Regions from separate parts of the Homo sapiens genome. Here region 2 is linked to region 1. Evidence: chromatin loops called from intact Hi-C (ENCODE). Cell type or tissue: Calu3. All regions are shown on one strand. Each heading gives the region's core, and the rest is flanking DNA. Links, peaks and the distances in the headings are about the cores only. Region 1 overlaps RAPGEF5 (Rap guanine nucleotide exchange factor 5). Region 2 overlaps STEAP1B (STEAP family member 1B).

Region 1 (8,759 bases), core at 1,660-6,659:
GCAGTTATGGATGGGGGAAAGTGAGTTAAACCTCTAGGTAAAGAGCTGAGAAAGCAGGACAAGGCTGGGGTCTGCTGGGAAGGATGTTGGCACTAATGCTCCCTTTCTGCCCAGTGAAGTCCATTTGGCTTTCTGCCCATCCTGAAGAGATGTAAGCACAGAGGAGACCATGGATGTAAGGGAAGGAGCCCTGTGCAAGTGTAAAGGCAGACAGAAGACAGTGATAACCTATGGTAGGGAAATTTCAAACAGCAAAGCAAGAAGAGATGAGGCAGCCCTTCCATTTCTAAATGGCCCTTTGTAGGTAAAGGATACAAACTAGGCTCTGCCCAAGTTCCTGTTCTAAGAACATCATTGTTCGGAGTGTCTTGTGGCCCATTTGCTAAAGTGCTTAGGATCACTTTCTCTTGCCATTAACCTCTGAATAATCAAATCTAACAACATCTGAAGAAAACAATTCAGAAAGTAAATACTGCAAAGTCAAATATCAGTAACTCAGGAGTCCCCCGTATTTAGATTCCATCATGTCTATACGCAACCAGGTTCTATATCAGCTTCAGAAACAGGAGTGTGATATATGCAATGGATTATAAGACAACAGCTACATTTAATACCTGACCTGAAGGCACATGGTCAATGTCGTTTTTAGTAAAATCCAAACTCCCTCTCTGACCCAGAATACAGGTATTGCATTAGCTACTCACTCTGGGGTATGTAAACCGCATATCAATTTTTAAATTAAAATCATGATCCTCACATATAGGACGCTAGCTTCATTAGAGCTCCACAGGCAAGGATTTCAGCTTTGATCCCTGCCCCACAGCCCTCCACTGTCCACCACATTCCCTCCTGAGTCCCGAGTGCCAACTCTCCAGTTCGACACCAGAGAACGTCAGTACTCAGGCTTCAGCATGCAAACTGCGACACAGATAGCAACCCGTGGGAGGAAACGGGGTTTTAAAGAACCCTGAAATACAGATTCAATTAACTACTTTTCCACACAGATCTTTCACTGAGGGTAAGATTAAATCACCAACATAGTTGTTTTTAAAGCAGTTCCTAAGCTGGACTGAAACTATTTTAAAAGTTGTAGATGGAACATAAAATGGAATGATTGAATCTTATTTCTTTTTTCTAAGATATGCCCCTCTCCAAGGTGGAAGGCCCACAGAAGCTCGATCTTTCTATACCCTCTTAAGTCTGATATTACGTGTGTCCTTGAAATAAAAGGTCAACACCCCTTTAAAAAGTTACAGGAGGTGGGCCAAGCACGGTGGCTCACGCCTGTAATCCCAGCACTTTGGGAGGCCGAGGCGGGCGGATCACGAGGTCAGGAGATCGAGACCATCCTGGCTAACATGCTGAAACCCTGCCTCTACTAAAAATACAAAAAATCAGCCAGGCGTGGTGGTGGGCGCCCGTAGTCCCAGCTACTCGGGATGCTGAGGCAGGAGAATAGCGTGAACCCGGGAGGCGGAGCTTGCAGTGAGTGGAGATCGCACCATTGCACTCCAGCCTGGGTGATAGAGCGAGACTCCATCTCAAAAAAAAAAAAAAAAAGAAAAAAGAAAAAGTTACAGGAGGTACCAAGTTGACCAAGAACATTCAAGAAAGAAGGAGTACATTCAGAACAGGGACAGCAGTAAGCAGGTTACCAGTGATTTCCTTCTATTTCTATTGCATAATCCAAGAATCATGACTTAGAGGAAACTTGTTGAAAGTAATGGAAAAACTTAGAACATCAAAGTATTGTTAAAATTCTAGGGTAAAAACATTATATCCTTCCAGCTTGAAAACCACATGATTCTGGAGATTGGTTGCACAACATGAATGTACTTAACAATACTTAACTGTACACTGAAAAATGGTTATGATGAAAAATTTTATCTTATGTGTATTTTATGACAATTAAAAGCAAAAAAAAATTTTAACTATATTTGACAGATTCTGAAATTACAAATTTACTTGCAAATGATAATCTCCAAAGTTAACTAAAAACAAAACTAAAGCCTCCCGGTTGAAGGTTCTCTACCAGGGCACTCGAACTTTGCCTGTAAATTGCTGTGCCTCCACGCCCTGGGGAGATTTAATGCCCTGTCAAACCTTCTTCATTTCAGTAAGGTTTTCAATGGCAACCTTAGAAAGGTAATCATGAGCAAATGAAGCTCCAGGAGTTAATTAGCACAATTGTTTCCCAATGTTTTATTTTTACATATGTACTTAAATGCAGTAAAAAAGTCATCATATAAATAAAGCCCTAAATACAAAGGTAAAATGAGGAGTGTTCCACCTACAGAGAACAGGATGTTCTTCTTTCTGTGAAAAGCACTTTCTCCCTCCACTCTCACCCACATTTCTGTAGTAAAGATTCCATGCTAACAAGAGGTTTTCAACAACTGGTTCCCATTTCTTATTATGGACGAGATTTGACACACACAGGAAACTTGTTTTCGAAAGCTTTCCAGTTATAAATTAATTCCATGACTCATGGGAGGCAATTTCTTTCACATAGTCCTCACCTAAGTCCTATGTATCTCAAGCTGGACAGCAAACACTTCTCACAATCACAGTCCTATTAACCAACAGGTGGCACATTAAATCTTTAGCCACCTTCTCTCTGGCTTTCTTACACCCTTCTACGCCTGAGGGAGCAACCCACTACAGGGTACACAGACACACAATTGGAAGAACCTGTGGCTGTTTTCGTAAATCACTGGCTTTCAAACTTTTTTTTACTGCAACCCACTGTAAGGAGTATATTTTATATGGTTACCCAGGTCACACAAACATATGTGTGTAGGTACATAGCTGAAATAAAATGCTTTTAATCATCTCTTACTCTGCCTACCAAGTGAGATCAACTCTGAGCTCATTATGTGATACAGATATATATTCATATTAAATGCTAACATTTCACTATAGTGATTCTATAATTCTCATGTTAAACTGTCACGAAAAAAACTTTTTAAAAGTTCCTTTGAGTCTTCAGATCTTCAGTAGATAAATATTTAAGTATTTACATATTTAAAATCAGGTTGAACTGCATGACTATATACCCAGATACAGTGGGGGGTCAGGGGGAGGAGGTGAAAGAGAGAGGGCAACACTAACCAACCTTGGGCCCAAAACAGCATATTCAGTGCATGGGATATACTTAGTCATTAATGTTTTTTTAAGTAAAGCTTCCCTACAAACAGACTCTGATCTAGGTTTGCCAGAATAACCAACAGTCTTAACAATCTTACCTGAAGGGAAAGATTATTTCAACAAAAGAATGGACAGCTGTAGTTTTCTTTGAGCCAAATTTAAAGAATGAAAAGAGTATTTATTACAGGAATCTCCCATTCTTTTTTATTTCTAAATATTAATGCTGCAATTTTTAAAAAGAGGGGGACCTCTAAAAACCTTCATAGGGGTAGGATGGTGTAAGGTATATGAATGTGCTTTGGTCAAGGAATAGGCTGAGGCACACATCCAGGCCTGCATGACTTGGTGGGATTTGCGCGCAGGCACACACCTCCACTTGTTATATAACCTGTTTGTGTAAGCTCATATTTGGCTTGGAGCCACTATTGTTTGGAAAAGGTATAACTGCCGTGCTGGCACTGTATAGGTGCTCTTGTGCTGGCACCCAGAGAAACAGAGAGAGAACCAGAGCTGTCTGTCTTGCAGATGGACAGAGGGGAGCCAGGGCACGGCATGGCTTGACATGGCTCGTGCTTGTGCCCCAAGAAACGGTTAAACTACTGACCCTGAAGGCAAAGGAGAGTCGGCTGCGCCGTTGTGCATGGGAGCGGCTGGCTCAAGCAGCCAAGACAGAGCGGACAGTGTTAAGAGAGCTGCTAATGAGAGAGCTGCTGAATAAAACTACATTTCACCTGCCTACAGCGCCCCGAGTGTTCTTTCCAGTATCGCCAATCCACCCACACCCCACGGACCTCAGCATGGGCCCGAGCCTGACCCTGAGCATGACATTTGGGTTAGTCGTGGACCTGACAGATGGGTTTGTCTACCACAAGAGTTTCCATCTTGGCTTTTTCTCATTCAACAAAACAATAGGAGGAAAGAGAAAGAGAAGTGTTAAAAATGATCATGAAAACATAGTATTAATAACACACACACACAAAGTGGCAGAAAAAAAATGAATACACTATTCCTAAGGGCAGCAGTGTAAAACTAAAGCCCAAAATGTAGACATTGAGGTCTTTATGTATCCTCTGTCGTTAATCATGTTCCAGAATCAATGTTTCCGAGAGAACCATGAAGAACTGAAACAAAGTCCTTGAACAAAGATTGGCAATTTCTGATAAGGGAAAAGCTAAGGCAAGCAAAGAAGAGATTGTGGCATAGAAGGAACACCTGCATCCTGGACAGCAGCCTGGCATTTATTTAGCAGCACTGCCAACATACATATGTATACATATAAGATCACTTAGCAGTATGTATTTACCAACCACTGATCTACTGCTTATTATTTTCCACTCACTGTTCTAAGCACTTGTTATTAATATTAATGCATTTATTATTCATAACTATCTTTGGAAACACAGAGAGGTTAAGTCACTTGCCCACAGTCATTCAGTGGGTGAGGGTCAGGGAAACCCTGGATAGCTGGATCCAGCTTTTACATTTGTAATCTCTACATTCTTCCTATCCTTCTCTGAAGAATGCTCTTGGTTCCTGCTCCATTTGAAGCCTACCTCTCCAGCCGTCCAATAATTCTGCAAGCCAACCTGCATCTCAACATCCTTCCAGTAATTTCAGAGTTGGTCTCTTGTTTGCAATTAAGACCCCTGACAGATTCAGTCCCGAATCCAGTTACAAAGAAGAGTGTTATGTGAACACAAAAGCCTCCACTGTATCCTGCCCCAATAGCAAGTCAACTACCTGAGGAACACTGAGAAGAGGCAATGGGTGGGGATAGGCAGGGGCATGCATGTTTATAAACGAGCCAAATCCTTACCTTACAATCAAGAGCACTTGCAAATTTATGAAAGCAAGAAATAGTGGTGTTCATTTTTAGTTTCAACGAGGCAAGTGGATTTCATGTGATCAGCTACACAAGTTCACAGTTTTCTACCAGACTCTACTCTGACAAACAGCTATCAGTATCTTTAAGCCACAGTTCCCTGGACTTCACACACATAGAAATCTAAGAACTGGGAAAGGCAGAGGTAGATAAAGGGAGTAAACTCTCTCCTTTTTATCCAGTCAGTTCCCTCTCTTCCCACAAGAGCTATCTTCTACCTCATCTTCCCACACCTACCTCAAGGCTAGGCTTGAGGACAACTGGCACCATGCTGACTGGGCAATGAAGGTGGAGACCTGGCACTGGGCAGGTGCAGCCTGGGGACAAGGTGGGGTGGGTGGGGCATCTACTTCCATTTTCCTGGAGGCCACAAAGCCGTATCAACTCTAGGGTGGGGGGACACACAGAATGGTCAGACTGCCATCTAGTTCTCCTTCCCTGAACCAAAACAAGAAACAAGCAAAAAAAAAAAAACAACAAAACAACAACAACAACAACAACGAAACTTCCAAAGCTGTCCTAAAGGCAAATATCACCATTTAGTCATTTAAAAAGCAACTCCTTTCCTTCTCTGTCACATAAGGTAACTTGCACAACAGAAACTACTTTTCATACAAACATGCAAACGACCACACTTATAATTTCTTAAATAAGAATATTGGGAATCTAAGAGACTTTCTGTATAGAAAAGACAACCTTTGGTCATATTTCTGACAGACTTCTAGTCCTCTCAACACCAGAAACCTATTTGGTGTTCTTGTTGATTTTTAGTTTTTTGTTCAAACAGAAAGCAAATTACTGAATCCTAAGCATCCCTTCCTTCCCAACGCCCAGACTTCTTATTCCCAATGCCTCCATCTTAGATCAGGCCCTCAAGCCCTATCACCCGGGCAACAATCCCTAAGTGACTTCCCTGCCTTAACCTCTCCTTTCCCCACTCTGCACACTCTTCAGAAAGAGACCAATCTTTCTAAAGAAATGCTTTTGTCAACTGATGGTGACTGCCACCTTACATCTGTTACATCATGTCCACATATAGTCTCACCTTTATTCTGCCCCAAACCATGTATCTACTACATGAAGTGGTTCCAAAATGCTCATGTGAGGCACAATACGAATAAGGGCAATGAAATTTAATTTCATAAAATTAAATTTACTTAATTATGAAGAAGGGTCCTTTATTCTGGTGGTACAGAAACAGGCTATACCCTACTGGGAGAAGACTGAACTTAAGCAAAATAAAGAAGTTAATTATCAATTATGTATGTTAGACAGTGGTAGAGGAATAAGGCATGGAGAGGAGGTTGATGTTACAATTTTAAGTACAGTGGCCAAGGGGTCTTCAGACAGCCAGCTGGGAAGCGGTCCCCAGAGAAACTCCAACCAGCCTGTGCACTGAGAGGAGTGTGCACTGGGATGGAGCCACAGAAGTTCGTGCCATTTGCAGTGGGGAGGAGCCTGGCCCCTCCTCTTCCTGGGTGGAACCTGGGATTCAATCTGCCAGGCGGGAAGTGCACAAGCAGAACTCTGGCTTTGCAGAGGATCCCTGTTTCCCTTTTCACCCAATAAACCCTGCCCTCCTCACCTTTCAAATTGCCTGTGAGCCTAATTTTTCGTGGCTGTGTGACAAGGACCCCCATCTTTAGCTGAGCTAAGGAAAGAGTCCTACAACAGGCTCACAGAGAATAGCCTTTGAGCAGAGAGGTGAATGGATATCTTGAGAAAGGGCTTCAGACTGAGAAAACAAGTGCACAGGCCCTGAGGTGGTGTCACTGCCCAACATGTTCATCTTGCCTGCTGCCCAGATAGAGCCGAATTGTCAAGACAGGGGAATGGCAATACAGAAAGAGTATAATACGCGTCAAGCTGGCTAAATGGGAGACTAGAATTTTGTTATTACTCAAACCAGCCTCCCTGAAAATTTAAAGGCTAGACTTTTTCAAAGACAGTTTGGTGGGCAGGGGCTACGGTATGGGTGCTGCTGGTTTGGTTGGGGATGTAATCGCAATCATAGAGGTGTGGAAAATGGTCCTCTAGTGCTGACTCTGCTTCTGGCTGGGGATAACAGGACCAGTTGTCAAGCGTTGTGGGTCCAAGTGGGGCCATCAGGTCATTAGAAATGCAAAAGTTTTAAAAGACATCTTAAAAGGCCACTCTTAGGTTCTACAACAGTAATGTTATTTACAGGAGTAATTGAGGAAGTTGCAAATCTTGTGACCTCCAAAACGGCTGATAATTGGTTAACTATACCTACATCTTAGCAGAATTCAGGACCCCCTCATAATCCTAAACTTGTGGCCTTTTATTAGTTTTATAAAGGCAGTTTAGTTTGGGGAAGAGCTATTATCATTTAAACTATCAACTAAATTTCTCCCAAAGTTAGCTTGGCCCACGGCCCGGAATGACCCAGGGCAGTCTGGAGGTTCAAGGCAAGATAGAGTTGGTTAGGTCAGATCTCTTTCACTGTCATAATTTTCTGTTACAATTTTTACAAAGGTGCTTTCAGTGGGACCATGTCCAGCGTGATGGGCAAAGCCAGTGGGGAATACAGCAGTGTAAGAGGACAATACCATGGCTCTTAGATCTGAGGAAGAGACTCTTTTGTTTATAAAGCACATTGTTTGCAATGTTAACACACCACTCACATTTATATCTAATGTAAAATATGTCAGAAATCTCTGAGCAAATCAAAGTACCTATATGCAACCTTTGTTGCCTAATAACTAACCCTGATTGTTATTTTACACTTGGCTTTGTTCTTTTCATACTGCAGCAGCAAGTTTAATCTTTTGAGATCAAAGAACTGTCAGTAGCATAATTGCTCAGTAAAAGTATTTTTAGCAAGTCTTCATTAGAAGGATACTTACCTGCTGCATTTCATTTGAACTAGTGGATCTATTCTACTGCTGACAGATTGCTTTAATTTCTTCCTTGAGGTCTCAAAACCAGGTAAGCCTATTTCTTAGAGTTACAACCCAAATTATTAGTTTACCTGTTACGCAGCACATAAAATAAGTCAGACACCAACCTTACCAAGGTAATGTAGCTCTAACTCTGGTGGGTAGACAACTCCCAGCTCTTAAATCACCTCCACACTGAAGTTTTGCTCTCGTTCCAAACTCAGAGAGGTAGATTCTATATCTTTGCACTCCCCAAAGTATTTTCTGTTATTTTATGTTCTAACACTATAGTTACACTATGTATTTTGAAATTTGTAAAATTTTATAAAACTAAACCATAATACAATCAACATGTTTACCTTCCCCACTGGACTTTGAGTAGCTAAGGACTGGGATAATTCCTTTAGTCATTTGTGTATTCTCAACGTCTAATGGCTGAGGTAGACATTCCTAACATTTGTGCTTCTTTTATCCTTCAAGACTCCTGGGAGGATGACACTTTGTTGGTCCCTTAAATGACTGAGACCATGTAACATGCTTTGACCAATGAAATACAAGCAAAAGTCACCTTGGCCAGAGTATTTAAAAGCCCATGTGCAATTCTCCATTATTTCTTCACATGCTGCATTCATTGTGGAGGAAGACGGTGACAGGGAAACATACACACAGAGCTGCTGTTACAGTTGGTAGCTAGTCAGACATGAGCAGGGCAGAAGAGGCGCCCCCACCACCAGGAATGTCAGAAGACCATCAGGTGAGGATCAGGCGTTTGTTAACTGTCTCTAAAATAATAATTGATCAGAGCCAGCACCAGGGAAAGGCGGCCTCCC
Region 2 (8,759 bases), core at 2,884-7,883, 150 kb after region 1:
GATTCAATATTTCAAAATTTTTCATTATCATTATTGTATCTGTGATGGTGATCTGTCATCAGTGATCTTTGATGTTACTACCGTAATTGTTTTGGGATACCACAACTCTGCCTTTCACTTAAAGGCTGAGAGGCTATTTAGGGTTACTAACTGGCCTAATTTCAGTGTTGGATCTTGGAATAGGGAGAGGCAGAGAGACACGAAATGGCTGGTCGGTGGAGCAGTCAGAACAAACATTTATTAAGTTCACTGTCTCATACAGGTGTGATTCATGGTGTCCCCAGTTACAATAGTAACAAAGATCACTCAAAGTTTGTTAGAAGATCAAACTAGCCACTACATTCTCTTAAGCCAAAGCCTAATCCAGAGCAAGGCCCTAAAGTTCTTCAGGTCTGTGAAAGCTGAGAGAGGTGAGGAAGCTGCAGAAAAGCTGGCAGCTACCAGGTTGGTTCATGAGGTTTAACAAAAAATGCCATCTCCATAACGTAGAAGTGCAAGGTGAAGCAGCAAGTACTGATGGAGAAGCTGTAGTGAGTTACTCAGAATATCTAGCTAGGATCATTGAAGCAGGTGGCTACACTAAGCAGAATTTCAATGTAGACAAAAATAGCCCTCTTGGAAGATGCCATCTAGGAGAAGTTCATGCCTGCCTCCAAAGCTACAAAGGACAGGCTGATTCTTGTTAGGGGTTAATGCAGCTGGTGACTGTAAGTGGAAGCGAATGCACATTTATCATTCTGAAAATCCTGGGGTCCTTCAGAATTATGCTAAATCTACTCAGCCTGTGCTCTAGACATGGCACAAAACCTGGATGACAACACATCTGTTTACAGCATGATTTACTGCACATTTTAAGCCCACTGTTGAGACCTACTGCTCATAATAAAGATGTCTTTCAAAATATTACCCTCATTGACAATGCACCTGGTCACCCAAGAGCTCAGATGGAGATGCAAGGAGACGAATGTTTTGTTTTGTTTTGTTTTTCACACCTGCTAATACCATATTCATTCTGCAGCCCATAAATCAAGGAGTCATTTCAACTTTCAAGTCTTATTTTTTGAAGTATATTTTATAAGGCCAGAGATGCCATAGGTAATGATTCCTCTTAATGGATCTGGGCAAAGTCAATTGAGAATCTTCTGGAAAGATTTACCATTTTAGATGCCATTAAAAATATTTGTGATTTGTGGAAAGAAATCAACATTATCAACATTCATAGGAGTTTAGAAGAAGTTGATTCCAGTCCTCATGGATGACTTTGAGGGGTTCAAGACTTCAGTGGAAAAAGTCAATGCAGATGTATAGAAATAGCAGCAAGAGAACTGGAATTCTGAGTACAGCCTGAAGCTGTGACTGAGTTGCTGCAATTTCATGATAAAACTTGAACAAGTGAGGAGTTGCTTTTCATAGATGATCAAAGAAAGTGGTTTCTTGAGATGAAATCTATTCCTGGAGAAGACGCTGTGAAGATTGTTACAATGACAAAAGATTTAGAATATCACATAAACTTAGCTGATGAAGCAGTAGCAGGATCTGAGAGGATTGATTCCAATTCTTAAAGAAATTCTACTGTGGGTAAAATGCCATCAAACAGCATCACATGCCACAGAGAAATCTTTCCTGAAAGGAAGAGCCCATTGATGTGGCAAACTTCATTACTGTCTTATTTTAAGAAATTGCCACAGCCACCTAGCCTTTAGCAACCTCCACCCTAATCAGTCAGCAGCCATCAACATTGAAGCAAGACCTCCACCAGCAAAAAGATGACTCACTGAAAGCTCAGATGATTATCAGCATTTTTTTAGCAATAAAGTATTTTAAATTAAGATATGTACATTTTTTAGACATGATGTTATTGTACACTTAATAGACTATAGTGTAGTATGAACAACTTTTTTATTTTTTTAGAGATAGGTTCTCACTCTGTTGCTAAGGCTAGAGTGCAGTGGCATGATCATAGCTCACTGCAGCCTCAAACTCCTGACTTCAAATGATTCTCTCACCTTGGCCTCCCAAATAGCTAAATATAACTTTTATATGCACTGGGAAACAAAAAAATCATGCAACTCACTTTATTCCAATAGCCTGGAAACAAACTAGCAATATGTCCAAGGTATGCCTGTATATTTCTCTACATAGTTTGCGTGAAATTCCACCATGAGAAATTCCTTCAAGTCAGTGATTCTGAACTGGAGATGAGTCTGCCTCTGGCTTCCCCTTGTTAAAATAGATTGCTGAGCCCAACCCAGAGTTTGATTCAAGAGGAACCCAAGAACTGTATTTCTAACAGGTTTCCAGAGGATGCTGATGCTGCTGGTTTGGGGACTCCACTTTAAGAACCACCGGTTAAGAGGCCTGAATGAGATAATACACGTACACAGCTATTAGTATACTGCCTGGCATACGTAAGCCTGCCACACTCAGTGGTTCTCAAACTCGGTTGCACATTAAGATTACCTGGAGAGCTTATAAAAATCCCAGTGCCCATTCTGCACCTCAGACCAATTACAGCAGAATCCCAGGGGCAAGGGCACACATCGTTGCTTTTTGAAGCTCCCCAGGTGATTTCATTGTACAGTCATGGCTTAGAGGCACTGCCTTAGAGGTGGTTTAGAGAGAAAGTCGCTTGCGTTCACAGAACACTAATTTCTAACAGCCGCTGAAGGAAACTGACTAGAAAGGACCAGACATCCCATTGGCACTGTGGAGTATAGTTCTGTGTCTGGAAGGCCAAATAAACCTGCCTGGCCTTTCATGAAAGGACCAAAGCCAGAGGCAGAATACAGTTTAAGAGAGTTATTGCAAACAAGGCCCTGAGGCCTTTGCTTCTACTTCATCCTCCTTTGCACCTCCTCTGAACCAGCCTGGCTTTGTCGCCTTAAACTTCCTCCTATGCCAACCCTCTCAGAGGGATTCCTAAATGCTCCCTTCTCCAGGCCTCACCCACTCACTTTTCTGCAGTCTACAGCTTGATTCTTCCCTCCTGAAGTGATACTTGTTTTCAGAAAAGCCCCTCTGGTCCTGACCAGTTCTCATCTTCTCCTGTGCCTGTCCCTCTACCTCAGGCAATCTCCACATCCCTTCCTGCCCACCTTTCACCCTGCCAAGGGGTCATCCTGCTAAACCACATGTCAACTGCCCTCACTCCCTCTCAGGCAAGTCCTTCAGGGGCTCCCTCCCTTCCTTTCTAGCCACACTGGCCACTAGCCCTTCCTGGTGGATCCTGTTTCAGGGCCTTCACTCAGGCTGCCCTGGGGATGATGACATCCCACACTCTCGGACTCCTGGCTCAGCCTTCTCAGCTCACTCAGTGCTTTCCCCAGGAAGGTGTCCGTAAAGCTGTACTCCCCACCCTAAAGGCCAGGGTATGATGAAGGCTGTCACTATAAATGTTAAGAGACATCCTAACAAGTATTGCTTTGTCTTTTCACATAGATAGAGGAAGGAAGGAAACAAAGGGTGAAAAGCCTTCTTGGTAACAAGAAACTACCATTTATTTACAGAGTCACCATTATTTCTTCCTCAGCCATGTGGGTATAAAAATGAGGACACAGCCAGGTGCAGTGGCTCATGCCTGAAATCCCAGCACTTTAGGAGACCAAGGCAGAAGGATCGCTTGAGCCCAGGAGTTTGGGGCTGCAGTGAGCTGTGATCGCACCACTGTACTCCAGCCTGGGTGACAGACCAAGACCCTGTTTCTAAACAATAAAAACATAAAGATGAGGACATGATCTCTGCTCTCAGAAATTTACATCTGATTCACTGGAGAGTTTTCTAAAATGTCACCATGATCACAGGTCTAACCCTAATGACAAAAACCAAGACTTGATAGTTAGATAAAAGGTTTCAGTTACATGAGTATTTGTTTGAAAAAAAAATGTCTTGCAAAGGCCTAGAAATTAAAACACATGCCGGGCGCGTTGGCTCATGCCTGTAATCCCAGCATTTTAGGACGCCGAGGATGGCGGGGGCGGGGGGGTGCATCACCTGAGGTCGGGAGTTCAAGACCAGCCTGACCAACGTGGAGAAACCCTGTCTCTACTAAAATTATAAAATTAGCCAGGCATGGTGATGCATGCCTGTAATCCCAGGCACTCTGGAGGCTGAGGCAGGGGAAATCACTTGAACCTGGGAGGCGGAGGTTACGATGAACCAAGATCGCACCATTGCACTCCAGCCTAGGCAACAAGAGCAAAACTCCACCCAAAAAAAAAAAAAAAAAAGAAAAAAGAAAAAAAAAAATCCACACATAGATTTACTATATTGCCTTTCCAAAAGAGAAAAGAATACAAGTAAAATATAAAACTGAGCAAATTATATTAGCATCTGTATCTCTGAATAATTGAAATCAGGACTGCCCCCAGAAAACCCCATCCACCCCATAATAAAGGGTGACTGGCATTCTAACCCATTTGTGAGGTTGAGAATCTGAAAAGTGACTACTCCCCACACGCCACCCCAGAAACTGCTGTGGCTGCACATACCTCCAACCACATCTGAAACAGGTGGCCAGGCTATTGTCCCAGTCCTCCGAGTCCCTTCTCTCCTGGCCCTTGACTCCACCCCCTCCCAAGGAGCAACTGCCCCATCCACATGGCCTCCAGGACCTGTTAGCCTGGGCACATGCTGTTTCCTCTTCTTCCCTGCCCCACCTATCCTTCCCACAGTGTGGCAGAGGATACCTTCCCAGATTTCCTGCGGGAGCCCTGCATTCTGTGTTTGGGGAAGGAGAAGAGGAAGGGCTTTATCATCTGAGCCACAACCTTTAACAACATACCTCCCTCCCATCTGTCAGTCTATGAGCCAGAAGAAGGCGAGTGCCCTTGCCCTACCTAGTCACCCTCGAGGCTGAGTGCCCAGGGACAGTGGGAATCAGAAGGGCTTGAATAAGTGGACCCCACCCTCATCCTCACCCATGCTGTGTTGCACTGTGGCCTTCTTTCAAAGTGAAAAAGTCAACTCTGAAATGCAGACCCAGTGGGGAATTTAAAACAAACACCTCAGCCCTAACAAAAGGGAAGATGGAAACAAAAGTTCTTGGTAGGTTCTGCCATGTTTTCACAGGAGCCACATCACTACAGATGATAATTCCAACAGCCCCTTGAGAGGAAACCACTGCTGACTGGCACCCAGCAGGCAGAAGCAGTCAGGGGACATATGCAATTGCAGACCTGAACCGCACAGACCTTGTCCCTTACACCCCAGTCATGCAGCCCTCAGTTTTCTAGCCTTTGAGCCAGTGCACATGAAGGTGGAGGCTGAGAAGGCTCTTAGAAATAAGCCAGGAAGGTCTTACATCTTGCCACGGACAAGTCCCCACGTAGATCAAATTGTTGAAGAAGCCATAAAAATGACTAGGAGTTGCAAAGACCGGATGCAGTACCCTTGGATAAGTTCTCTTCTACCCAAGGCTTTTTACTGGGAATGAAGAGTCACAGAGCAGGCAACAGCGACACCTGCTGTTCAGAATAGATTCAAACCAGGCAGGGAGAAACCAGAAACCCGAGTTCTCGCCATAGAGGCAGCATCGCCTGCACGTGACTTCACAAAAGAACATAAGACCTAGGGTCTGTCCTCCTATTGATTGTTTTGGGAGTCCTCATTTACCTGGTACAAGTAAGGAAGACACTGTCCTAGCTAATAATGTAACTAGTAGTTACAACATTCATGGACCATGAGTTTTCAGAGAACATAATACGGTCAAAGCACCATACTTAAACAGTACTATATTAAATGGACTCCCCTTAGCAATAGAAAAAGGTATAAGACCCTCAAGAAACATAGTTGATATGTCTGATAATTGGGCACCATTATGGGTTGAATTCTGTCCTCCAAAAAGATGTTGAAGTCATAAGCCCAAGTACCTGTGACTGTGACCTTACTGGGAGATAGGGTCTTTGCAGATGATCAAGTTCACCTGAAGTCATCAGGGTGTGCCCCAAGCCCACAGGACTGGTTTCCTTATAAAAAGGAGAATTTTGGACACAGAGACGGACAGGCACACAGGTGAACAGCATGTGACCGTGAAGGCAGAGACTGGGGCTGCATTGCATCTAGGAATGCTGAAGATTGTCAGCAATCACTAGAAGCCAGGAGACAGACCTGGAACAGGCTCTCCCTCACAGCCCTCAAAAGGCAATGCGGGCTCTTTTTTGGTTCCATATGAAGTTTAGAGCAGTTTTTTCCAATTCTGTGAAGAAAGTCATTGGTAGCTTGATGGGAATGTCATTGAATCTATAAATTACCTTGGGCAGTATGGCCATTTTCATGATATTGATTCCTCCTATCCGTATATCTGGGTTATTTTATAATCAGGAAAAAAGCACTAAATGTGAATAAAAGTGCTGAATTATTTTAGTTATAATGTTACCTTTCATGGTCCAGCCTCTGAAGTGCTTGAATTCTATACTTCCTATTCATGATCTGACTTTGAGCTTTATTAATTCCATTCCAAGCTATGCGTAATTTCTATTCCAAAAGAATGTTTTCTATCTTTTTGAAAACAATCCAAAAGATCTTTTTCGATTTATCTTTTTCTTCAAAATTATTTTAGTGATTTTATTTTATTTTTAGAAAACTTTTTTTTAAAAAACTGACAATTATATCTCAATTTGGTATTAAAACACTATTTTCCTGGTGCTTGAAAACTCAAAAATCTCCATTGTCTATAGTATAAAATACAGAATTTTAAAGCTTTTCTCTAGTGTATTTCCAAATTGCCTACCTTATTTTACTTATTATGCCTCTATGTAAGCCCTCTTTTTCTATCCTATTGGCCTAGAATATGTCATTTTTAGTCCTGTCTCTTGTGGGACTCTACTAAATGGTCCATGTTTACTAAATGATCCATTGGTTAGATCCGTTTCCTTTTGAAACCTTTCCTGAGCTTTCCAAACTCAAAAAAACTCTACCTTCTGTAATTATTTATGACACATTATTATTCTCTTGGAACATGCATACTATTTTGTATTACCGTCCTTTCTAGGGTAACTTCTGGATGATTTTGTATATGCACAACACCTAGGAGTGTTTATCCACAATACTTGGAAGCGTCTTACATATTTGGTAAGGTTGTAATGATGGGTGGGCTCATTTCACTTAGACTACATGCCAATAGTCTACCTGAGAGTGTTCCCGTTCTTTCATGAAGAAAGTAGTGTGTATTTCCTTTTGGCAGAGGCATCCTTGCCAGCAAGATACTAGGAGTACACATTTCTACCAGGAAAGCAAAATACAGACTGGAAGCCAAAAGTCAAGGAATTCTGGCCAAAGATGTAAAGAGCCAAATTCTCTCAGAAATGGTTTCCTAGAAGTAATTTGTGCTGACTATGCTTCAGTTCAAACAAACTCCTTTAAGAGCAAAATAGCAGTACGTGATATATCTAACCATTGTAGATAGCTATCTTGAAGTAGGAGTATATAACTGTTGGTTAAAATAATCTAGATTATTGCTTCAGCAATTCCGTTCATTTTGAAAAGTAGCAACTCATTTTCTGCAGATATGTAGTAGTAAGTGCACATCGTTTTAGAATTGGAGTATCTTTCTAATTACTGAACAGCTCTTGTCTGGTGTGGACTTTGGTTGAAGCTAGTGTGTTGAAGGTTTCTTTTTAAAACTGAGTGCCATAGTATAGTGACACTAATATCTATATTCATATCTATAATTATCCAGATATATAATAAATGTTTATTAAATGCAAGCTATGTCTCTCACAGGATGAAAAGAAATATAAGCCATTGTCCTTGCCTTTAAGAAGTTTGCAGTATGGATGGCTAGATAATATGTGTTACTTATTGAAATATGAATTCATAATAGAATAAAGCAGTTCATCATTATTTAAGAATGATACAACAAAAATATCATGAGAGCGAAAGGGAGAGAAAGGAGTTCCTTCAGGCTGGGATGACTATAGAAATCTATATGGAAGTAAACTCTGTCTTGCATTTGAAGAATGGGTAGACTTTGAAGAGGAAAGAAGAGAGAAAAAAGGTATTCTTGGTGAATAAAGAATGTGAACAATGTGAACAAGGCCATGGAGTCAAAGTCATTTTAGGAAGAAAGTGAGTAAATTGACTTTTTTGGGGAGGTATAAAATTGTTGATTAGACCAGAAGAATCTGGGTTGAGATTATAGAAAAGTGTGAATGCCAGGTAAGGACTAAGGACTTACCTTTTAAGTGTGAGGACCCATTTAGGGAAGATTTTGAGAAAAGAAAACATATGATCCAAGTTGAGTTTTACTGAAGTTAATTTGTCAGCTATGTTCTGTTTGAAAAGGAAGATAGAGACAGTAATATGAGGATGTTTAGAAGACCAAGAAAGCAGCTGAAGTGTGAAGTAGAATAGAGGATATATGTAGTATTTCTGTTCAGCATCCCCTCTTTTCTGATTCAGTGATTCAGGTGGAGATGACACCATTTGCCCTCAAAAGCCATAGGTAGGCCGGGCGCGGTGGCTCACGTCTGTAATCCCAGCACTTTGGGAGGCCGAGGCGGGCAGATCACAAGTCAGGAGATCGAGACCATCCTGGCTAACATGGTGAAACCCTGTCTCTACTAAAAATACAAAAATTAGCTGGACATGGTGATGGGTGCCTGTAATCCCAGCTACTCAGGAGGCTGAGGCAGGAGAATCGCCTGAACCCAGGAGGCGCAGGTTGCAGTGAGCCGAGATCGTGCCACCATACTCCAGCATGGGCAACAGAGCGAGACTTCATCTCCAAAAAAAAAAAAAAAAAAAAAAAAAAAAGGATATTT

What was found. A loop is a pair of places that touch in the nucleus more often than their neighbours do. Peaks named below come from ENCODE experiments on the same cell type or tissue, not always from the same donor. Only the 100,000 strongest peaks of a DNase experiment are listed, where the experiment ranks them.
Region 2: it touches region 1 in a loop (2.7-fold over the local background); 2 of 110 quality-filtered maps call a loop at or near these places.

Annotation. Positions count from the first base shown.
Region 1 is chr7:22,330,202-22,338,960 of GRCh38, forward strand. The region is part of intron 1 of RAPGEF5 (Rap guanine nucleotide exchange factor 5); the gene reads right to left. Among named protein-coding and RNA genes, the nearest start is that of RAPGEF5, 23 kb to the right of the region's middle. In Calu3, for the core only: no CTCF peak of the experiment used is centred there; DNase peaks (open chromatin) are centred at 2,580 and 3,710.
Region 2 is chr7:22,483,597-22,492,355 of GRCh38, forward strand. All of the region lies in intron 4 of STEAP1B (STEAP family member 1B), which reads right to left. Among named protein-coding and RNA genes, the nearest start is that of STEAP1B, 12 kb to the right of the region's middle. In Calu3, for the core only: a CTCF peak has its summit at 5,452 (motif pointing left); a DNase peak (open chromatin) is centred at 5,455.